Regions from separate parts of the Mus musculus genome. Here regions 2, 3 and 4 are each linked to region 1. The links are chromatin loops, found by intact Hi-C in ENCODE. Cell type or tissue: left cerebral cortex. All regions are shown on one strand. Region 1 holds the start of Slc4a7 (solute carrier family 4, sodium bicarbonate cotransporter, member 7). Region 2 holds the start of Il3ra (interleukin 3 receptor, alpha chain). Region 3 holds the start of Psmd6 (proteasome (prosome, macropain) 26S subunit, non-ATPase, 6). Region 4 has its middle 70 kb from the start of Slc4a7.

What was found. Hi-C counts contacts between places; a loop is a spot of excess contacts. Peaks named below come from ENCODE experiments on the same cell type or tissue, not always from the same donor. Only the 100,000 strongest peaks of a DNase experiment are listed, where the experiment ranks them.
Region 2: a loop joins it to region 1, with 2.8 times the contacts of the local background. A loop is called at or near these places in 13 of 42 quality-filtered maps.
Region 3: a loop joins it to region 1, with 6 times the contacts of the local background. A loop is called at or near these places in 2 of 42 quality-filtered maps.
Region 4: it touches region 1 in a loop (2.1-fold over the local background); 12 of 42 quality-filtered maps call a loop at or near these places.

Annotation. Positions count from the first base shown.
Region 1 is chr14:14,701,279-14,706,278 of GRCm38, reverse strand. It overlaps Slc4a7 (solute carrier family 4, sodium bicarbonate cotransporter, member 7), which reads right to left and starts at 3,254. Exons shown (of 26, transcript NM_001360504.1): 1 at 2,999-3,254. The coding sequence starts at 3,046. In left cerebral cortex, CTCF peaks have their summits at 2,739 and 3,383; DNase peaks (open chromatin) are centred at 2,728, 3,070 and 3,426; H3K4me3 peaks cover 1,701 bases; H3K27ac peaks cover 817 bases.
Region 2 is chr14:14,346,148-14,351,147 of GRCm38, reverse strand. It overlaps Il3ra (interleukin 3 receptor, alpha chain), which reads right to left and starts at 4,653. Exons shown (of 12, transcript NM_008369.1): 1 at 4,636-4,653; 2 at 3,960-4,138; 3 at 3,080-3,234; 4 at 2,204-2,327; 5 at 1,776-1,905; 6 at 881-1,113; 7 at 342-460; 8 at 181-210; 9 at 1-98. The coding sequence starts at 4,017. In left cerebral cortex, no CTCF peak of the experiment used is centred here; DNase peaks (open chromatin) are centred at 2,703, 3,236, 3,518, 4,342 and 6 more places; H3K4me3 peaks cover 923 bases; H3K27ac peaks cover 856 bases.
Region 3 is chr14:14,118,895-14,123,894 of GRCm38, reverse strand. It overlaps Psmd6 (proteasome (prosome, macropain) 26S subunit, non-ATPase, 6), which reads left to right and starts at 2,950. Exons shown (of 8, transcript NM_025550.3): 1 at 2,950-3,156; 2 at 3,703-3,908. The coding sequence starts at 3,012. In left cerebral cortex, CTCF peaks have their summits at 2,862 (motif pointing right) and 4,897 (motif pointing left); a DNase peak (open chromatin) is centred at 2,929; H3K4me3 peaks cover 1,414 bases; H3K27ac peaks cover 892 bases.
Region 4 is chr14:14,630,696-14,635,695 of GRCm38, reverse strand. No RefSeq gene overlaps it. Among named protein-coding and RNA genes, the nearest start is that of Slc4a7, 70 kb to the left of the region's middle. In left cerebral cortex, CTCF peaks have their summits at 1,489 and 2,274; DNase peaks (open chromatin) are centred at 2,322 and 3,068; H3K4me3 peaks cover 1,420 bases; H3K27ac peaks cover 1,071 bases.

The DNA.
Region 1 (5,000 bases):
TCAGTAATGAAAGCAACTCACAGTTCCCCAAAAGAGGATATTTACAGACTCACAAAAACTAGATTATTTGAATCTTATTCCTTCTAGCCAAATACCTACTTTTTTTTTCCAAAGAAATATTTTTTTAACAGAATCATGAAATATTTTAACTGGCATTCACAAATTGAATGCAAATGTTCACCCAACATGCTGAAATAAACCCTCTGAAAGCAGGGCTCCATCTACCTGGTATGACTATTTTCCAGTACCCAGTATTCATGAGATACTTAGTATCTATAAGGTGAAGCTGGGTAAAGTGAAACATGCCTATAATTCCAGCATTTGAAGTGGTAGCAAGAAGTTGATGCAACTTTGATGCCAGTCTGTGTTATGTAGTGAATTCAAAATCAGCCTCAAACACACAGGGAAATCTTCCCTTAAGAGAGAGAGAGAGAGAGAGAGAGAGAGAGAGAAAGAGAGAAAGAGAGAAAGAGAGAAAGAGAGAAAGAGAGAAAGAGAGAAAGAGAAAGCCTATAAAATGAAAGAAATCAGAGAAGCAACCTTTTCATGGGACATTCTCAAAATGCTCAAAAGAAAGCTTCTTTGCTAAAACTAGAGAATTGGTACTATATGCTACAACCTACACTAGAAAACATGACTAACAACTACTTATCCAACATTAAAAAAATAAGATTTTGATAAATTCCAAATCAAACCTACAATGGTGACATTTTTATTAATGCAAAACAAATGTTGCAGCCAAGCCTAGCATAGATAAGCCTCCCCCTCACCCAGTTCAATCCCTCAAAACAAAAGATAATGTGAGGTAAAGTTTTCCTTCCAATGCTATGGTCAGTGAGAAATCATAATACTAAATTATGAGAGATGGGCTCCATCTACAAAGTAATATAAGTGGCCTCCAACATAACGGCTACTCAAATATTTTTGCATAATTATAAACTTAAGGTGGTATATAAATATGAATTTTAGTCAACTCTTTTGGCTAGGCCAGTCTATTGTGAAGTAAAAGTTGCAACTGAGCGCTAGACATAGTGGCTCATGCCTATAATGCAAGCACTAGTGTGGCTAAAACAGAAGGATTGTAGCAAGGTTGAGGCCTGCTTGGGGACGATGTGGGTTCCTGTCTAGAAAGAAAGAAAGAAAGAAAGAAAGAAAGAAAGTAAGTTAGTTATAATTGACAAACATCACAGTATCTCATTTTTATGTTTTCACTTACCAAAGTAAAGTGAGCATGTTTCCACCTTCCAAAAAGCAGAACGCTCTCCACTATTTTAACCTATTGTCACTGCTGCTTCCAGACTAGAAGCAATTTTATTTCTGTATTATAATTTATTTTGTATTGCTGTTTTGCTTGCATGTATGTCTGTATGAAGGTGTATCTCCCCTGGAAGAGGAAGTACAAACAGTTGTAAGCTGCCAAGTGGGTGCTGGGAAATGAACCTGGGTCCTATGAAAGAGCAGCCAATGATCTTAACAACAGAGCCGTTTCTCCAGCCCCTTATTTCTATTATTACTTTCTGTAAGTTTATTATTGCCAAGTTTTATTCTCCCAAAGACTTAGGGTGTATGACCTTCCAAAATACTCTCCTATCATGGTACTAATACCAGAACTGAGTTCCTTGCCATCTGTTTGTCCCCTATCCTGTCCCTTATTGTAGACACACACCCACACCCCTCTGAATGAAGCTTCTATCGGAAAAAAGTGCTTCTACTCTGGACACTACAGAATAAGTTCTCAATAAGCTACTGCACAGAATGCATGCATGGATGGATGGATGGATGGATGGATGAATGGATGGATGGACGGATGAATGGCAATAGCCTTACTGTGTATGACGACTTCTGCCTAAATAGACTGTGATAGAGAATACAACATTTTTACCCAGGTTTATGAAAACTGATACTGTTTACTGTTCAGCTGAAAATGTGCAAATAAGGTTAAGAACAAGCAACAGTGTATTTGACAGATAGTCTTGGAGAAGGTCCTGAAGGTTCATTCAAAGGCCATAAAAAGAATCCTAAGGAGTTTCCAGTACTTCATCACTGTGACCCATCAAACCCATAACCACTACAGAACTTCACAGTCTTAAGACCGAAGTTTTCCTTTATATTTAAAGAGTTTATATTTGAATACTGTGAAGTAATGAATGATCACCGCCCACGGCCTCCACAATAACTTTTAAAGTAACGAGAGGAGGGAGCCTTAAGGAAAATTCTACCAAAAAAAAAAAAAAAAAAAAAAAAAAACCGGCAAAATGTCCTTTTCCTTGTTTTGAAAAGACTGGAAAATTCATCCCTGCAACCTTCCCTCCCATTTCACTGGTCAGAGTAAAAATTGGAAGTAGGAAAATTAGTACCACCACATCCTTTGAGTCAGAGACTCTGAAAGGAGAAAGCAGTTTCTTCTGTAGGGCACATACACGTTCCTGTTTCTAGAGAACGGGCCACTTGTGTGCCCCCCGCCCCCTCCCCCGTTTAAATGAGAGCCCAGTTTCTGCGCGTCCCAAGTCCGCCCTTACTCAGGCTGCTTGCACTGGGAAAGCGGGATCGGCTGGACTGGGGACGCGCGGCGCAGAGCACTGGGGTCTCTCTCGGTCCATTCTCTTTCTATGGAGCCCGGAGGAGGACACTGCACTCACGGTGCTTCTCCTGGGCCTGCGACCCAACACGCCACAGAGCGCCGGCCCCGACGGCCGGTCCCGACTCCGGCCACAGGCTGAAGGCGGCGGCGGCGGCAGGAACAGCAGCCTGGGCTGAAGGACGGCAGCGTCCACGCGGCGGGAGAACACGGCTCCCGGAGCCGCGCGTCTGAGAGCCGGGCACTGCGGCGGCGGACACGCGTCCTCGGGAGAGGCGTCCCCGAGGGCTCGAAGCCGGCCGTCCCCTGCGACCCCCGCCACACAAAGGCGACGGCGGCGCGCGGCCGCCAGCATAGGCCGCCGGCAGCCCCGCCGCGACGCCGCCTTTGTCTGCGGGCCTCGGCCTCCCCGCTCCTTACCCGCGTGAGTAGCGGTCTCATCTGCTCGCCGGCCCCGTCTGCCTCCATGGCCCGCCCCGGAGCTCTGAGAGGCCGCGACCGCAGCAGAGACGGGCACGCGGAGGGAGACCCTGTGCGGAGCGCTGGCCGCCGAGAGCTGGCCCCGGAGTGCGGCGACCGCTGCGAGCGCGGGACGTTCTCCGGGAGAGAGAGGCAACGGCGTGCCGCGAGGACTGAGACGGGCAGAGGACGCGGCGCGGAGGAGGCAGCGGCGCCCGGGCGGGGGCGGGGCGGGGGGCGGGGCTGGGGGGCGGGGGCGGGGGCGGGGGCGGGGCGCGCTCCGGCACGCCCCCCCCGGAGCACGCCCCCTGCCTGTTAGGCACCAGGTCCGGCGTCGAGCGACCGCCTCCAGTGGCTAAGGGGCTTGGAGGTAGGGCGGAGACAAAAGAAGACAGACATTCGTATCAGCCAATCAGCAGCTCGGAAGGGTCTGTCGCCTCCCCCGCCCCCCAGGTCAGTTTCCCGGAGGCCCCGCCCCTCTTTGTAAAGACTTAATTGACCGAGGCTGAGAGTGGAACTCGGTTTTTCGAATCGGAAGTTCTACAGACTTTCGAAGTGGAATGGGGTCATCACCCCATTCAGCTCCTCACCACGTGTTTTACAAGCAGGAGAGAAACAGGACGACGCCAGATTCATTCTCTGCCTCTGCAAGTTTCTCTCCTAGAGGTAACTCTATCGTGGACCCTGTAAAAGAGGGGATACATTTAGCAACTTGCCTAGTGCACTCCCTGCACTGGCCTAGTTCCACAACCTGTCCCACTCTTGGGTCGACCCTATAGGTAGGGTGCTTGTCTACTATCTACCTGGGTGTGGAGGTGATGGTCTCCATCACAAATGGACATTGAAGGATTAAATACATTTCTGTCCCTCTGTGAAGGTGTGTCACTTGTGGTGTGCTTATCACTATTGTTAACAGGTTGTTGATAAAGACAATAAAAGAGCCGGGCAGTGGTGCCGCACGCCTTTAATCCCAGCACTTGGGAGGCAGAGGCAGGAGGATTTCTGAGTTCTAGGCTAGCCTGGTCTACAGAGTGAGTTCCAGAACAGCCAGGGCTACACAGAGAAACCCTGTCTCAAGAAAAAAAAAAAAAAAAAGACAATAAAAGGTTGAGCTGAGAAAATCTAAATTCGATTATGAAAGGAAATACTTATCATCAGGTCAAGACTCATCCCTAACCCATTATCAATAAATAGCAAAGTGTACTGGGTACTGCTTTGGGTCCCAGACCCCTCCTGGCTTTGTTCTAAATTTCCCAGAGAGGTACAGGGCAGGCTCACACACGACTGTCCAAGAACAGGTGTGCTTCCATTAATAACAGCTACCATTTGAAAAGATCTAGAATTACAGACAGTGACATTTTGCAAATATGGCCCCTCTTTAATCCACACAATACTATAAAGTATATTTGTGTGTGATTTGACTGTGTCCCCTAAAAAACTGTATTGGAAACTTAATCCCCAATGCAATGGTGTTGGGTATTTAGGACACAAGGCCTTTAGGAGTTCATGAGCACATTATAAACCATGGGTCTGGAACTGCAAAGGTGTCCCTTGCTCTCTCACAAATGTCCATCAGACCTTCTGCTCTCAGATTCGGGTAGACAGGAAGAAGTCTCTCTCATGAAATGCAGTCCTCCCACCATCTTCAGAGCTGTGAGAATTTTTTTTTCTTTATAAATTACTCAGATTATATCATTCTATATAACCACACCAAATAGAGTAGGATAGTGTTATGTTCCCATTTTACAGATAAAAGAAGTGGAGACTTGTAGAAATAAGTAACTCGGGGTTCTACTATGTAGATTTCTTTTGTACCATTCTAATACCTCACTATAATTTTAAAAGATGTCAGTAAAGAAAGAGAAGTGAAGGGCTGGAGAGATGGCTCAGTGGTTAAGAGCACTGACTCCTCTTCTGAAGGTCCTGAGTTCAAATCCCAGCAACCACATGGTGGCTCACAACC
Region 2 (5,000 bases), 360 kb after region 1:
CTCCAGCTGCTGAGCTTCCGAGGGTAAACCTCTGACCTCGACTTGACCCGGAAGGAGATGGCACCAGCGTTGGGGACCCAGAAGTGGGGGATGGAGACCTGGGTGGGCAGGGCCTCTGTGATGTCATTGCCACTGCCACACCCATACCACAAGCCCCGCCCACCACAGACCCCAACTCACATTGTATTCCTGTGGCTCTGAGCGGGAGCTCTGGGGGCAGGGGAAGAGGGCAGGGCTTAGCATCGAACACTTGCGGTCATCCCCCTGACTCACACTCACACTCACTTGTGGTCATTCCCCTGCCTCACTCCCGCGGTCATCCCCTCTGCTTCACCCCGCACCTGGTTGACCTGCAGGGTGTACCCAAGGAGGCCATGGTGGAATCTGTTCCGCGCGACCCATCGGGCATGGGCCTCAGAGCCGTTGCACTCCACTGTCAACGTGGGCGGGGCCAGGACCTCTGGGGGCGGGGACCAGGGTTGGGCAGTCAGGGCAGGGTGTGCACACAGTAGGGCGACGCATGTTAGTGCATAGTGCATCTGCCTGCCACCCCAAGCATGAAGGGATGCTGGGTGCACACACTAGATCCACTGTTGTGCACAGTAAGTCTACCTGTGCCCTGAACACAACCCACAGACAGCGTAGATCCAGTTGTTACCAAGGCTTGTATGGGGCGCTGCGCTGCACACAGTGGGTCCAACCATGCTCCCTGCAAGCATGTTGTCTGCGTGCACACTGAGTTTACCCACAACCCCATGCAGGAGGCTGGGCCAGGTGCACAGCGGGTTCAATGGGTGCATAGTAGGCCTGACTGAGCCCCGGGCACTCAGTGGGCCCACCCGTTCCAGGTCCCCCCAGCACATGTACAGTAGGCCCTCACCTGCGCGCTGCAGGTCCACAGTGTTGTCCATGCAGGGCACGGGGCCAGCGCGGCCACTGCCGTTGACGGTGATGGTGACCTGGGGGACAAGGTCAGGGCTGTTGGGGGTGGAGCCAAGGACAGTGTCGAGGTCAAGGGTGCAGCCTTCATGGCCACCATGAGGGGCGGGGCCAGCGGTGTTGACATCAAGGCTGTGGTAGTGTGGACACTCGCGGTTGTGGGCAGGACCGAGCCTGGTGGCAGGGACAGGGGTCGGGAAGAGAAGTCAGAGGCCCAGAGGCGGGCACAGGAAGTGACACAGGAAGTGAAGTCACACCCAGAGGCCACGCCCACCGAAATATGATGACAGGAAGTGACATTAAGCCCCAAAGAGGAAGCAAGCACAGGAAGTGATGTCATCAGTTCTTGGAGAGGCTCCACCTACCAGGGGAAAAAAAGTACAGGAAATGATGTCACAGCTCCATAAAGACCCCCAACAGGAAGTAAGGACAGGAAGTGACCTCAGAGGCCATGGAGAACATGAAGTCAGTAAGAAAGTGATGTCATAGACCATGCTCATTCAGAAATGATCTGAGGCTCCAACCAAAAAGACTAGAGCACAGGAAGTGATGTCATAGGCTCCGCCTCCCGAAAAATAAGGACAGGAAGTGACACAAGAGGCCCTGCCCACCTGGAAATGAACACAGGAAGTGACATCATCAAAGGTGACCTCACGACCCTGCCCTTTTAAGCCATGGCCCCGCCCACCCAAGATGTGGCCAGAACACCTCCCCAACCCTGCACCACCTGGGAAGTGAGAACAGGAAGTGACGTCAGAGGCCTCACAGAACAGGAAGTGAGGACAAGAAGTGACCTCCCGACCCCACCCTTGACCCCCGTGACCCCTAACACCCACCGCACATCACGCCAGAACATCCGGTAGTGCACGTCACCCGTTGCTTTCGGACCCCGCTCCCATTGGCAGCTCAGCTGCCCCTCATGCACCCAGCAGCGCAGGTCCTGGGCTGCGGCCTCGTGGTCGCCATCTGTGGGGGTTGGGATGGGGTCACTGCGGTCATGATGGAGGGGACAGGGTCAGGGGTCACACACGGGGTTGGGGTCCCATGTTGGGGTCAGGTGTAAGATTTGGGAGCAGGGGTCGCACCCTGGGGTCAAGGGTCATGGGCTGGGGCCAGGGTAGGACCCCTGGTCACACATGGGATCAGAGGTCACACCTGGCATCATAGGGTCACAGCTAGGGTTAGGGGTCACAGTTGGTTCTTGGGGGGGCCAACCCAGGTGTCATGGGTCACGTGGGGGTCACGGAGGCGGGGCCTCACCCACCATCATCTGGGGGGAACTGGATGGATCCTGCCACAGCCCTGTCCTTCCCCAGGAAGACGGTGAAGTTGGTCACATGGCAGAGGGAGAGCGACTGGAATGAGCAGCGGGCAAGCCCGGGGTCAGCCTGCGGGGTCACAGAGGTCAGGGGGCAGGGCAGGGTCAGTGTGAGGGGCGGGGTCACCTGGGGTCAACCTGCATGTCGGCGTCAGCAGGGGTCACCCATACTTGGGGTGAGTGGTAGGGCCAGCACTAATTTGCATTAATTTGTATGAACTTGCATAAATTTGAATTTCATTTGAATAAATATCCACAGGCCCTGATCATGGGCTTTGCATAAATCTGCATGGATTTGCATAACATCATGGTTCCATCTGAGTTTATTTGCATAAACCCAGATGACATCATGTTCTAGCCTTCATAAATTTGCCTAACTCCACCTGGGGTGGGTGGGTCCTGAAGTCTCAGCTCTGCTGGACCAAATTTGCATACACCCAGATGACATCATAGGTTTTCTCCCCCTGCTCATCTCTGCATAAATTTGCACAAGAAGTGACTGGGCAGAGCCTGAAGTGACTGACAGGCAGAAGAGGAAGCAGAGGGCAGGGCCGGATGGGTGGTAGGGGCGGAGTCTGGAATGATTGGCATGGTGAGAAGTTTGTGCTGGGGGCAGGAATAAGACTGGAAGTGGGCATGGCAAGGCATGGAATGCTGGTGGGCGTGGCAGGAAGTGACTGGTGGGTGGGGCCTAGAGTGACTCACAGCAGAAAGTGGGCATGGCCAGGATGACGGACAGTGTGGAGATCCCTACCCACCCAAGCCCCACACCCTGGATGACTGACAGCCAACTCCGCCCACCAACCAGGGCTTGCCCCTCACCCAGACAAAGATGTCCCTGCCCTTCCTGCAAAAAGCCCCTGTCGTGATGTCAGCGCCGGGGGCGGGGTCCCAGCTCAGTGTGTAGTGGGCGGGGTCGATATGCAGGTTCTGGATGGGCGTGGTCACAGCAGTGGGTGGAGCCTCACGGACCGCAGCTGTTGTCAAGGGGAGGTGGGGTGGGGCTTGAGTGACAGGTGACATCATCCACAGTTGTGGGAGGTGCCTGGGCTTTGATTGACACCATTCTCCGTGACAGGAAGTGAGGGGGTGGAAAAGAAAGGAAGTGGGCGGGACTTAGGCTTTGATTGACACCCAGATGACATGAGAGGCAAGTGACATGTCCCTAGGTGACATCATTGGTCCCCTATGACAGAAAGCGATGGGGCGGGGCCTCTCTTAGTGATGTCTTCGACCAGGATGATGATGGCATCCACCATCAGTGGGCGTGGCCTGAGCCTTGATTGACAAGGGGGGGTGCAGAGATGACTTCATTCGCCATGACAGGAAGTTAGTGGGCAGGGCTTGAGCTGAGATTGACACCCGGAGCTGGGACAGGCCAACAAGAAGGGAAGAGCTTAGGGGGCGGGATTTGGGTTTTGATTGACATCTGGGGGTGAGAATGACATCATCCTTCGTGACAGGAAGTAAGGTTTGGGAGAGGAAGCAAAGGGGTGGGACCAGAGCTCTGATTGACACCTGGATGAAGTCACAGAACAGGACAGGAACCGGGTGGATGGGGCATTGGGTGACTGACAGGTGACACCATCCTTCGCCAGGGGGCTGGGCCTGAGTCTTGTGAGACACCCGGGGGTGGGGCCCCGACCGACAGGAAGTGGGGGGCGTGGCCCGAGCATAGGCCCTGCCCCATGAAGACACCTACCCAGATCTGAAGAGTGGGATGCCAGGAGCCCCAGGATGAGCCACAGGTTGGCGGCCATGATAGGAGGGCGGGGCTGGAGCCTCGGAGGCCTGGGGGCGGGGCCGGGGCGTGAGGGGCGGGGCCGGGGCGCAAGCGGACTCCACCTCCTGATCCCGACCCCTTCACGATGCTTCTGGTTCCTGTCATGGTCCATTGCGGTCATTCCCCTGCCTCAGCTGCTCACTCGCGGTTATCCCCCTGCCTCAGCTTCACTGTCCCCAGTGTCACATCGCGAGGCAGGGGTATGGGTATGCCCAGGAGTGAACAGCATGAGGCAGGAGCATGTCCATCAGTGCAGATGACAAGGCAGAGGGATGGCAGCGGTGACCGGAAGCAGAAACGGAGGCTGGAGGATGCTGGCAAGTGAGCGGAAGGAGGGACGGAGTCAGGGAGACGCCCGCGAGTAAACAGTGTGAGGCAGGGGGATGACCACGAGTTAGTTTCTGAGGCAGGGGGATAATCACGATGGACACAGAAAAGCAGAGAGGGAGGGAGCGACGGCTGGGGAATGCCTGTGAGTGAGGATCTGAGGCCAGGAATGATGGCAGTGAGCAGAAGGAAGGACGGAGGCAGGGGGATGACCGCCGAGGCCCCGCCCCCTGACCCCGCCCACCCCCGCCCACCCCGCGGACCGGACCTGAGTGGCGCCCACGGCGCTGGCGGCGTCCGTTCCTGTCCTCGGGGGTCTGGGGGTCGGAACTGCTTACAGGGCAGAGGACTGCGACCCTGCCCGTGACCCCAGAGGCCCCGCCCCGCCCCGACCGCGCCCATGGTCCCGAGATTGAGCAACTTCCTGAGATAGTGGGGGCGGGGCGGGGCCTCGGGAGTCACGCGGGAGGGATGGACGGAGCTGAGGCGGGAGGATGACCGCGATTGCGGGTGATGGGCGGCCACGGCCACGCCGGCCGCGTCATCGCGTTCGTTTATTAAAAAAAAAAAATGAAACTGGAAGTCGTTCCCGTCAGTCACGGGCGAGCGGGCGTGACGTCCTGCCGCAGACAG
Region 3 (5,000 bases), 580 kb after region 1:
TGCTGAGATTCTACTTCACACCAATCAGAATAGCTAAGATCAAAAATTCAGGTGACAGCAGATGCTGGTGAGGATGTGAAGAAAGAAGCACACTCCTCCATTGTTGGTGGGATTGCAAGCTAGTATTACCACTCTGGAAATCAGTCTGGTGGTTCCTGAGAAAATTGGACATAATACTACCTGAGGACCCACCTATACCACTCCTTGGCATATACCCAAAAGATGCTCCATATAACAAGGATACATGCTCTACTATGTTTATAGCAACATTATTTATAATAGGCAGAAGCTGGAAAGAACCCAGATGTCCCTCAACAGAAAAATGGATACAGAAAATGTGGTACATTTACAGAATGGAGTAATACTCAGCTATTAAAAACAATGACTTCATGAAATTCTCAGGCAAATGGATGGAACTAGAAAATATCATCCTGAGTGAGGTATCCCGGACACAAAAGAACACATATGGCATTCACTCACTGATAAGTGGATATTAGCCCAAAAGCTCACAATGCCTGTGACACAACCCACAGACCATATGGAACTTAAGAGGAAGGAAGATCAGGGTGTGGATGCTTCAGTCCTGCATTGAGTCGGAAAGAGGATGATCGTGGGATGTGGAGGGAGGGGGGATCTGGGGAGGAGAGAGGAGGGGGAGAAAACAAGGTGGGCAGTATCAGGTACTAGAGAGGATGGGAGAAAGATACAGAGGGTTAGGAAATGGAATAAAAACATGTAGCAGTAGGGGATGAGGAACTGGGGATAGCCACTGGAGATTCCCAGACTCCATGGAAAGGAGAGGGCCCCAGCACCCAGGGGGTATGAGATTATCGGAAAAGCCCAGAGAGGAGCAGATAGAACTTGTAGAGACCACCTCCAGTAGATAAGCACAGCCCGAAGCCAAGGGAAGGGACCACCTACCCATCTCAGAGTTTTTAACACAGAAATGTTCCTGTTCAAAGGAAGAACAGGGACAAAAATGGAGCAGAGACTGAAGGAAAGGCCATCTGAGAACTGCCTCACCTGGGGGTCCATCTTGTCTGCAGACACCAAACACTGTTGCTGTGGTTAAGAGGTGCTTGCTGACAGGAAGTTGCTTGGGAGTTTAGGCCAGCAACCTATCAATGCAGATGTGGATGCTTGGAGCCAACCATCAGACTGAGCTCAGGAACTTAGGTGGGGGAGCTGGTGGGAGGACTGGAGGAGCAGAGGGGGATTGCAACCCCATAGAAAGAACAACTGGATCACCCAGTGCTCCCAGGGACTAGACTACAAACCAAGGCGTGTACAGGACACTATACACTGGATCAGTGGGTAGGAGAGGGTAGGTGGGGTTGGAAGAGCACCCTCATAGAGGCAAAGGGGAAGGAAAAGAGGGCAGATATGGGATGGGGGATGGGGCTTGTGGAAGGGTTACTCGGAAGTGAGATATCATTTGAGATGTAAATGAATGGGATGATTAATAAATAAATAAACCCATTTTTTGTTTACAAGTGAATTATGGACACTAGTGTATTCGTATTTCATGCATAGTATGAACCCAGTCTTGAAATATCTCTATACTGGGCTTGATTTAAAGCTCTAGTTCCTCTTGCCCTAAACCCATTCATGAATGTCTTAGGATGCTTCCTACAGAATCTTTCTTGAAAGGATTGATGATCAGTTTCCATACAAAGTTATAACATTCTGATAACATAAAATAGCACCAATTCTAGCACATCCTTGTGTTGTACTGTTCCAAAAGTCAGACATATGGTAACCATCACATAGAGTGTGATACCTGGATCCACACATCCTTCATGGGACATCATATTTCAGAACCCAGAAGAATTTTGGGCCAGCATAAAAGATCCACTGCAGTAGAAGTTGAGCTTGTGTTCAAAGGTAAACTTCTAGTAGGAATTCAACAACTGAGATGCAAATCCTGGCTTTAAGTCTCTGTGGTAAGATAAGTCTCTGTGTTGAGATTCTCTCGGGGTAGCAGATTACAGTCATCACAATTGCAGGGCCTAACAAAAGCAAAGGACAGAAAGTCCGTGCAGTGGGTTTACTAGTTACTTTTTCTTGCTGTGATAAAACGCCATGACCAAAGCAGCTCATGAGTCTAATTTGGTTTGCACTTTCTGAGAGTCCTTAGTAGTGGCAGGGGCATAGAAACAGGCTGGAACAAGAACCTGGGAGATCACATCTTCAACCACACAGAGAGAACATAGAAAGAATTGGAAATGGGGTGAGGTCAGAAATTCTCAAACCTACCCCAGTGAGCGACTGCCTAAAGCAGGGTTTACACCTTTTTATGGTTCCTTAAGGTGTCCAAACAGCACCACCAATGGGGACCATGTGGTCAAATATTGAAACTCAGTGGGACATTTCTCATTGTGTCACACAGTAGGATTTATAGACCATTACCCATTCTGAAGACTCCTCCAACATGTGCACACAAAAATAATGTAAATCACTGAATTAATAATTGGAAACACGGGGTACTCTTTTCTTAGAATAGGGAAGAATGTGGATTTTAAATGTAAGGAAGATAGGTTCTACACAGGCCTTGTCATGTAGCTGGTGTGTAACCTTAGCTGGCCACTTTTCAAATCTCGCTATGTTCCAGTTTGTTTGTCTACAATCTGGACCAAAAGAATCTCTCCCTAGTTCAAGAGTATTGAAACAAAGATGTCCCTGGAAAACTGTTTTTATTGTTTTTCTCATCTGTGTTATATTTTAAAACTGTTGGCGGATTTCCAGATCCTATCCGTTGCAAATATTATATAAAAAGGAAGAAAAAAAGATACTCAAGAAATGAAAGTTGGGCCCAACTCTGACCTAAAGAAAAAGGGGACAGCGCCAGGTGCTCCCGCCGATGTCCAGCAGGGGACGCTGCGGGCGGCGGAGCCAGAGACGCGACCGGAAGTCAGACTGGCGGCTCTGGGGAACCTGTGACGACTCCTCCTGCTTCCGCTGGTGGCCCAGGGCTGTGCTTGGTTCTGTCAGCCGGCTCCTGTGCTGTAGCCATGCCGCTAGAAAACCTAGAAGAAGAGGGACTGCCCAAGAACCCCGACCTGCGCATCGCGCAGCTGCGGTTTCTGCTTAGCCTGCCGGAGCACCGCGGGGACGCGGCGGTGCGCGAGGAGTTGATGGCGGCCGTCCGGGAAAACAGTGAGGCCAGCGAGCGCCGAGTCAGCGGCCTAGGCGGGGCGGTCGGGGTGCCTGGCGGGCGTCTCCGGTCGAGGCTTCATGGAGACCCCTAGGGAGGCCTCCTGGACCCGAGAGGGGCTTGCTTGCCTTAGTGGGTTCTTCCCCGCCGCGAGACGTCCAGGGAAGCCTCGGGTGCTTGTCGCGGCTGGACTCCCGGCAAAGGCGCCGCGGCTTTAGTGATGCCTGTCGGTGTTTAGCTGCCGGCCAAGGGACAGTCAGGGTTCTGTCCCTAGTAGTCGAGTCGAATCGGTGTCCTTTCCCTGACATGAGGACTCCTTTGGAACAGGAGCCGACCAGAGCAAACTGAGGATTCGATTCCCTTCCCCTTGGCCTTAGTCGCGATCAGACCTGCTAAGATCGGCTCTCAAGCAGGCTCCCAGCTTCAAACCTTAGCCGTGCTACCCAGGCCCATAGTTGGGAGGCGTCTGCTAGCTGACCTTCGGTGGGGTGGGAAAAGCGAGCAGAAGCTAACAGGATACCTCATAATGCGTGATTTGTGGCTTTTAGATATGGCTCCTTATTATGAAGCCTTGTGTAAATCCCTCGACTGGCAGATGGACGTGGATCTCCTGAGTAAAATGAAGAAAGCAAACGAAGAAGAGTTGAAACGTTTGGATGAGGAGCTGGAGGATGCAGAGAAGAATCTGGGAGAAAGTGAAATTCGAGATGCAATGATGGCAAAAGCAGAGTACCTCTGTCAGATAGGTGACAAGGTCAGTGAGATGCCCTGCCCGCTCTGGGTAGGTGACAGGGTCAGTGAGATGCCCTGCCCGCTCTGGGTAGGTGACAGGGTCAGTGAGATGCCCTGCCCGCTCTGCAGATGAGAGGTGCTCCCTATTTTCTGGAGGTACAGACCAATGTTGTACATCAGTGCAAATGAGTAATATCTCACTGGATAAGAGAATCTTTCTGTTTTAACTGGAAGGATAATCATATTTACCTGTACTGAAGAGTCAGTACAGGAACAGTAGATACATGACAATGTTGCAGCACCCAATTCCCTGCTCTTAACAGAGCAAGGTGTGCGTTAGTCTTCCTTACTGTGTCATTAAAAACAAGTACACATGAGGCTAGAGAGAAGAGGCTTGGTGGTTTAAGACTGTATACTGCAGATCATCCTGGAGGAGACCTAAGTGCAGTTCCCACCACCCACATCAAGAGGTTCACAATACCAGCTCCCAGGTATCTGATCCCTCCAGCCTCCAAAGACATCTGCATTCATGCACACATACCCCCAGACACACATATACATACTTGAGAATAATAAAAATACTTCTCCAGAACAAAACAAGGGTGCAGAGGTTTTGCCCCCTCTGTTGACAACATTGGGGTCATTTTCAGTAGTAACTTAAGTGGTTGGGAAGCAAAGATTGTACATTTTAAAAGGTTTACAACTGCCAGGCAGTGGGGGCACACGCCTTTAGTCCCAGCACTTGGGAGGCAGAGGCAGGAGGACTTCTGAGTTCGAGGCCAGCCTGGTGTACAGAGTGAGTTCCAGGACAGCCAGGGCTACAGAGAAACCCTGTCTCGAATTGTTTTTTTACAGTAGGAGGCTGGAGCGATGGCTCGGGTTAAGAGTGTTGGTTGCTCTCAAAGAGGACCCGGGCTTGATTCATGATCTCCATATGAAGCTTACAGCCCACCCCACTTTAATTCCAGTTCTGGGAGATCCAATACTGTCTTCTGACCCCTGCTGGCACCTACCAGGCAAGCACCATCATGCACAGACATACATTTAGACAGTATACTCAAAGACATAAAGTAAATCTAAAAGAATTTATAGTAGTAACTTACAAAGCTCTTTG
Region 4 (5,000 bases), 71 kb after region 1:
CCAGTCTCAATGAAATGCTTTCTTTTATATGAGTTGCCATAGCCATGATGTCTCTTCATGGCAATAGAACATTGATCAAGAGAATCACGGTATTTATCACACAGACTAAGACATTCACCATGCCAGACCAATGTATGCAAAGATCCATTCTAGGTGCTTAGATACAACAGTGAACAAAACCAATATCCCTGCTTTGAGCAGCTCAGTTCTCATAGGGAGTGGAAACACTCTGAACTAGATATTTCAATTCTGGAGGAATAGGGCAAACCATACCTCTAACAAGATGCCAAGTTCCTTGAAGGGCAGAGCTGATTTGTTCTTGCTATATGGCCCAACAGTAGCCCCCAGGAAGCACATTCCATCTATGATCTCTCCAGACATTACGGAATGATTGTACATTTGTTTTACTTTATGTGTATGTATGAATGTCTGTGTCAGTGTCTGTCACATGTGGGAATGTCAGAAGAATGAGCAACCCCTGGAGCTAGAATTATAGACACATATGAACTGTCTGGGTGGGTGATAAAGTCCTCTAGAAGAGCCACATGTACTCTTAACCCTGGGGCTATCTTCTCAACCCCATTTGAGTTTTTGAGGCCAAGTCTTATAAATCCTAGGGTGGCTTCAAACTCCCTTTGTAGAAAGATGGCTTCTGGTCCTCCTATGTCCAGGGTCTACAGATATGTGTCAACATGCCTGCTGGGGATTGACCTGAAGACTTCATACATGCTAGGCAAGCATTTAACCAACTAAGATACACACTCAGCCCTTACTTAAAAACATAAACTCCAGTTTGCAGCACTTTGTCATCTCATCTGTGAGGTATGAACTCATTTCTTTTTTTCTCTGAAACTGGCCTCTTCTGCACAGAAAGGACTACCACACTTTCAAATACTATGCTTTTGCAAGAGACCACAGGATTCATAATCAATGTCTATCCTGAAAAGCTCCATGGCAGCTGTGCAGGAGGTGTGATGTGAGTCTGGTACAACTTGGTAGGTAGCTCATAGCTAAAGAACCAAGCCAGCATGGGAGACACGCCCCAGAGGCTTGATTCTTAGCTATACCAAACATTGAACTTAGGAGCAGAATGAGCTGCTGTGATAACATCTGACACTATCTCATTGGTCCCCTTTCTGAGAAGGTGTACTCAATATTAAGTAAGATGCAAGCTGAATTATTCTGGAAAGAGCAGATAGATAAAGTTAGCCAGAGACAGGTTTGTTAGCCACAAAGACACAATTAGGTGTGTTGATTTGGAATAGGCCTTGAGTGTCTCTTACATATATGTGTGTACAAAGTAATTAGTTCAGGAGTTCATTTGTAATAACCTAAGATACTTATCTTGAAAAACAAGGCAGTGTGACTCAAGAAAGAGCTCAGCAGTTAAGAACACTTCTTGTTCTTGCAGAGGACCCAGGTTTGTTTCCCAGAATCCTCATGGTGGGGGTCAATTATCTGTAACTCCAGTTCCAGGGGGATATAGCGCCCCTTCTGGCCACAGGAAGCAGTTTCTCCACATTCTGTACTAGACATCTATTTGGGCAAAACACCCATACACGGAGAATATAAACAAACAAACAAACAAACAAACAAACAAACAGCAAACTCAAGAAAACAAGACATGGATTCTGTTTACTTTTAAATGTCAATGCCCCAGGAAGACAGCCCCAAGTTTATCTGTTTTCCTCTTTGTAGTGAGGTGATGAGGTGCTTTCTCCTATAAATGAGAGAGGGAGCAGGTAACACTCTTTTCTTCCTCAGTGGTCAGGCTGAGAAGCCCCAGGCTTGGTTTTCATGGTCCAGACATTTCAGCCAAGTATCTGTACAGGCACCTGTATTTATGCTGTATTATGTTTCTATGTATTTATGCTAGGAATGGCAGTCTCCTGCTGCATACAAAAGGCCCAGTTTCAAATTTCAATCTCCACATTCCACTGGGCTGAAATTCAAAGCTTTTGCGGGTCTCCCTGAAGGCTTCTGGCTCAGTTGGGCTTGGACTGTGGACTCGGCTGCCCTGCCAGCCCCCCAGCCACAGCCACCTATTTTTACTTTGGCCACTCTTTCCGCTTGCCTAGGTCACATCCTTAAAAGACTCAGCCGTTCTCAACTCTCTTCTTCCTCTTTCCCGCTGTAGTTTTCAAATCTTACACACTTACCAAAGAAAGAGCGAATCTCAAAGTAAAGGCGGACGTATAAAATCAAGCCACCAACGCCCAAGTCCCACTTCTAAACGCCACAGATATTTGTTTCTTTTTACTCATTGCACCCCCCACCCCCTCCCGACTGAGAGGAGCAACGGCAGGAAGGGTGGTGACTCAAAGCCAGAGCCCCAAAAAACAAACACCCACGAATGACTCAGAAGCCGGAGCCGGGGAGATTCCAAGGTTTTCCTTACTATAAAATTCATGTGTAGACAGCACCACTGGACCTGTGGGCTCCTTAGAGCCTCGCCACCCCGCCCCTGAGAGGGAGTTTACTGGGTCAGAGAAGGGTGGATAGGACTCGAATTTCTTTTGCCAAATGTCGAGAAAATCCAACATATCCTGTATGAGTCAAAGTGCTTCGCATCTGCTTTAGAGTCTTAGTCACTGCTCTCGCCCCCTTGACTTAATTGTGATTTTAATTAGATGAATGCCTTAGAAGAGGAGGTGGAGGCCTTTCATCTAAAGCGGGGTTTTTTTTTTTTTTCCAGGCTGTGTGGTCTTTTGTTGGCTACTTGGATCTTATAATGATAAAAGGATTACTTTTATTTTAGCACTCCCCCCACCTCCCTCCCCACCCCTGCTTCGCGAAAGTTTAAAGGACCTGAACTTCGAATTTACATTTTTTTATGCCAAAGATGACGGTTTTGTGACAAAACGCTTTGAATTCCCGAGATGAAAGAGAACTCATAAAGAGAAGTTAGCCTCGCTTAATTTCTAAGCAGCTTTTGACATACATGTGTAGACAGATGTAATTCGAGGCAGCTGAGGTTAACTTCTGTGCGCTCCCTCTCTCTAGCCGAATGGAGCGACCTCTTCCTTTCACTCCTCTTCCTGAGCCAGACAGAGCCTATGTGGCCACAGTCAGGCTTGAGTAGTGGAGACACGGGCACCCGCTCCGAGCTCACACCCCGGCCCAGTGCTTTGGCGGGGCTGTGCTGTGGGGGTGGGCACTGTCTCCTTGGGGAAGGAAGAAAAGTGTAGGTCAGAAGGGCAAAAGCGTTCGGGAGGTCTTGCTGGCTTGACTTCCAAAGTCTCCCTGATTGTTGGTGTGATTCTTAGCTTAGGAGACACAGTGTTTGTTAGTCATTCACACTGGGATGATATTTAAATATCCCCAAGAGATTTGGAAGTTGCTTTTGTTCCTACCTGCAGTAGGCACTATCTGTTTCACTCCTGCCCTGTTTCTTCTTAGTTTCACACGTTACTTAACACACACGTGCAACAATGGGTTACCGCAGGAAAATGGAAAATTCCAGCTGTTATTTAAACCATGGGATCCTGAGGGTCCTGCTTAATGTTTCTTTTACCTTTTTTTGTGTTTTCAGGAGAAAACACAAAGGACTTGAACTTGCTCATTGGCTTTCTCTAAGGTTCGGAAGCAACCGAGCTGTACAGTTAAAAGGCAGATGAATGATAATTGCTATCTTCCAAGCCAGTTGATAGAGTCTGTCTGTGGAGGGGAGGTTTAGCTGGCGCCCTGGCTTGGATGTGAACCCTACAGGCTCCCATATTCATTTCGAGCTGATAGCTTGGGGGAAGGGAGGCTCCACAGTAAATTAGGAGGTGGGGCAGAGCAGGAAGAAATGGGCTGCTGGGGAAACAAACCCTGAGAGCTCTAGTCCTTCTTTCCTTCCCGAGGAGTCACAAGCCATGCTACAAGCTCCTTCACAGGTGGAAGCTCCCTGCAGAGGCGTCTCCACCACCTAGCCATCTCCAACCCCAAGGATTGTATTTGCTTCTTAGATCAGTTTCTGGTTTCCTTAGACTTGTCCTCTACTTGTTTGGTGGTACTACTACTACTACTACTACTACTACTACTACTATTTTGGAGACAGGATCTCAATATGTATAGCTTAGGCTGGCCTTGAGTTTGGGTGTTTCTAGTCAATCTCCTGACTATTTCTCGTCTGTCACTGAGACCCCCATTTCCCAAGCATGCACATGTGTACTATATAGCACCTGTACATGCTCAGGTAGGTAGGCCAGAGATAGATACTGGAAGGCTTTCCTTGACTGCTTTCCACCTCAGTTCTTTGGGACAGGGTCTCTCAGTGAGCCGGAAGCTCTCCAGTCTTGAGATCCAAACTCAGGCTCCCCTTCCCTTATAGGATGTGGACTGAGTACACAGCTCTCCACCCCAACACATGTTTTCATTCTTCCTTCTTATTGAAATCTTTTTACACAGTATATTTTGATCATATTCTTTTCCCTCCCCAATCCATCCCAGATAGCCTGCCCACCTCCCTACCACCCAACTTCATGTTCTCTCTTTCTCAAAAGACAAAACAAAACAAAATGAAAGTCAAAGATAACTAAAAAAGAAAAACATAAAATAATGAACAGTAAAACAAAACAAAAAACAAGAGCCAATTTGAACGTGGGCGCTCTCACCTCTCTCTCTCTCTCTCTCTCTCTCTCTCTCTCTCTCTCTCTCCTCTCTCTCCCACACACACTCCTCACACACACACACACAGAGTCCATTTTGTGTTGGTCAATTACTTTTGTGCATGAGCCCTGCCCTAGAATATGATTGGTATAGCCAGTGACAGTGTCCACGTCCCCTTGTCAGCGCTGGGATTTTTGTCTGGCTTGAATCTGTGCAGGTCTTGTGCATGCTGTCAGAGTCTGTGTAAATTTATGTGTGTGGTATGTATGTGTGGTATTCGTAATATGTGGGGTGTGTGTTTTTGTGTTTGTGTATAGTATGGAATGTGTGTGGTGTGTGTTGGGGGTATGTGGGTTTGTGCATGTGTTTGATGGTGTTTGTATGTGTATGTGTGTGTGTGTGTGTGT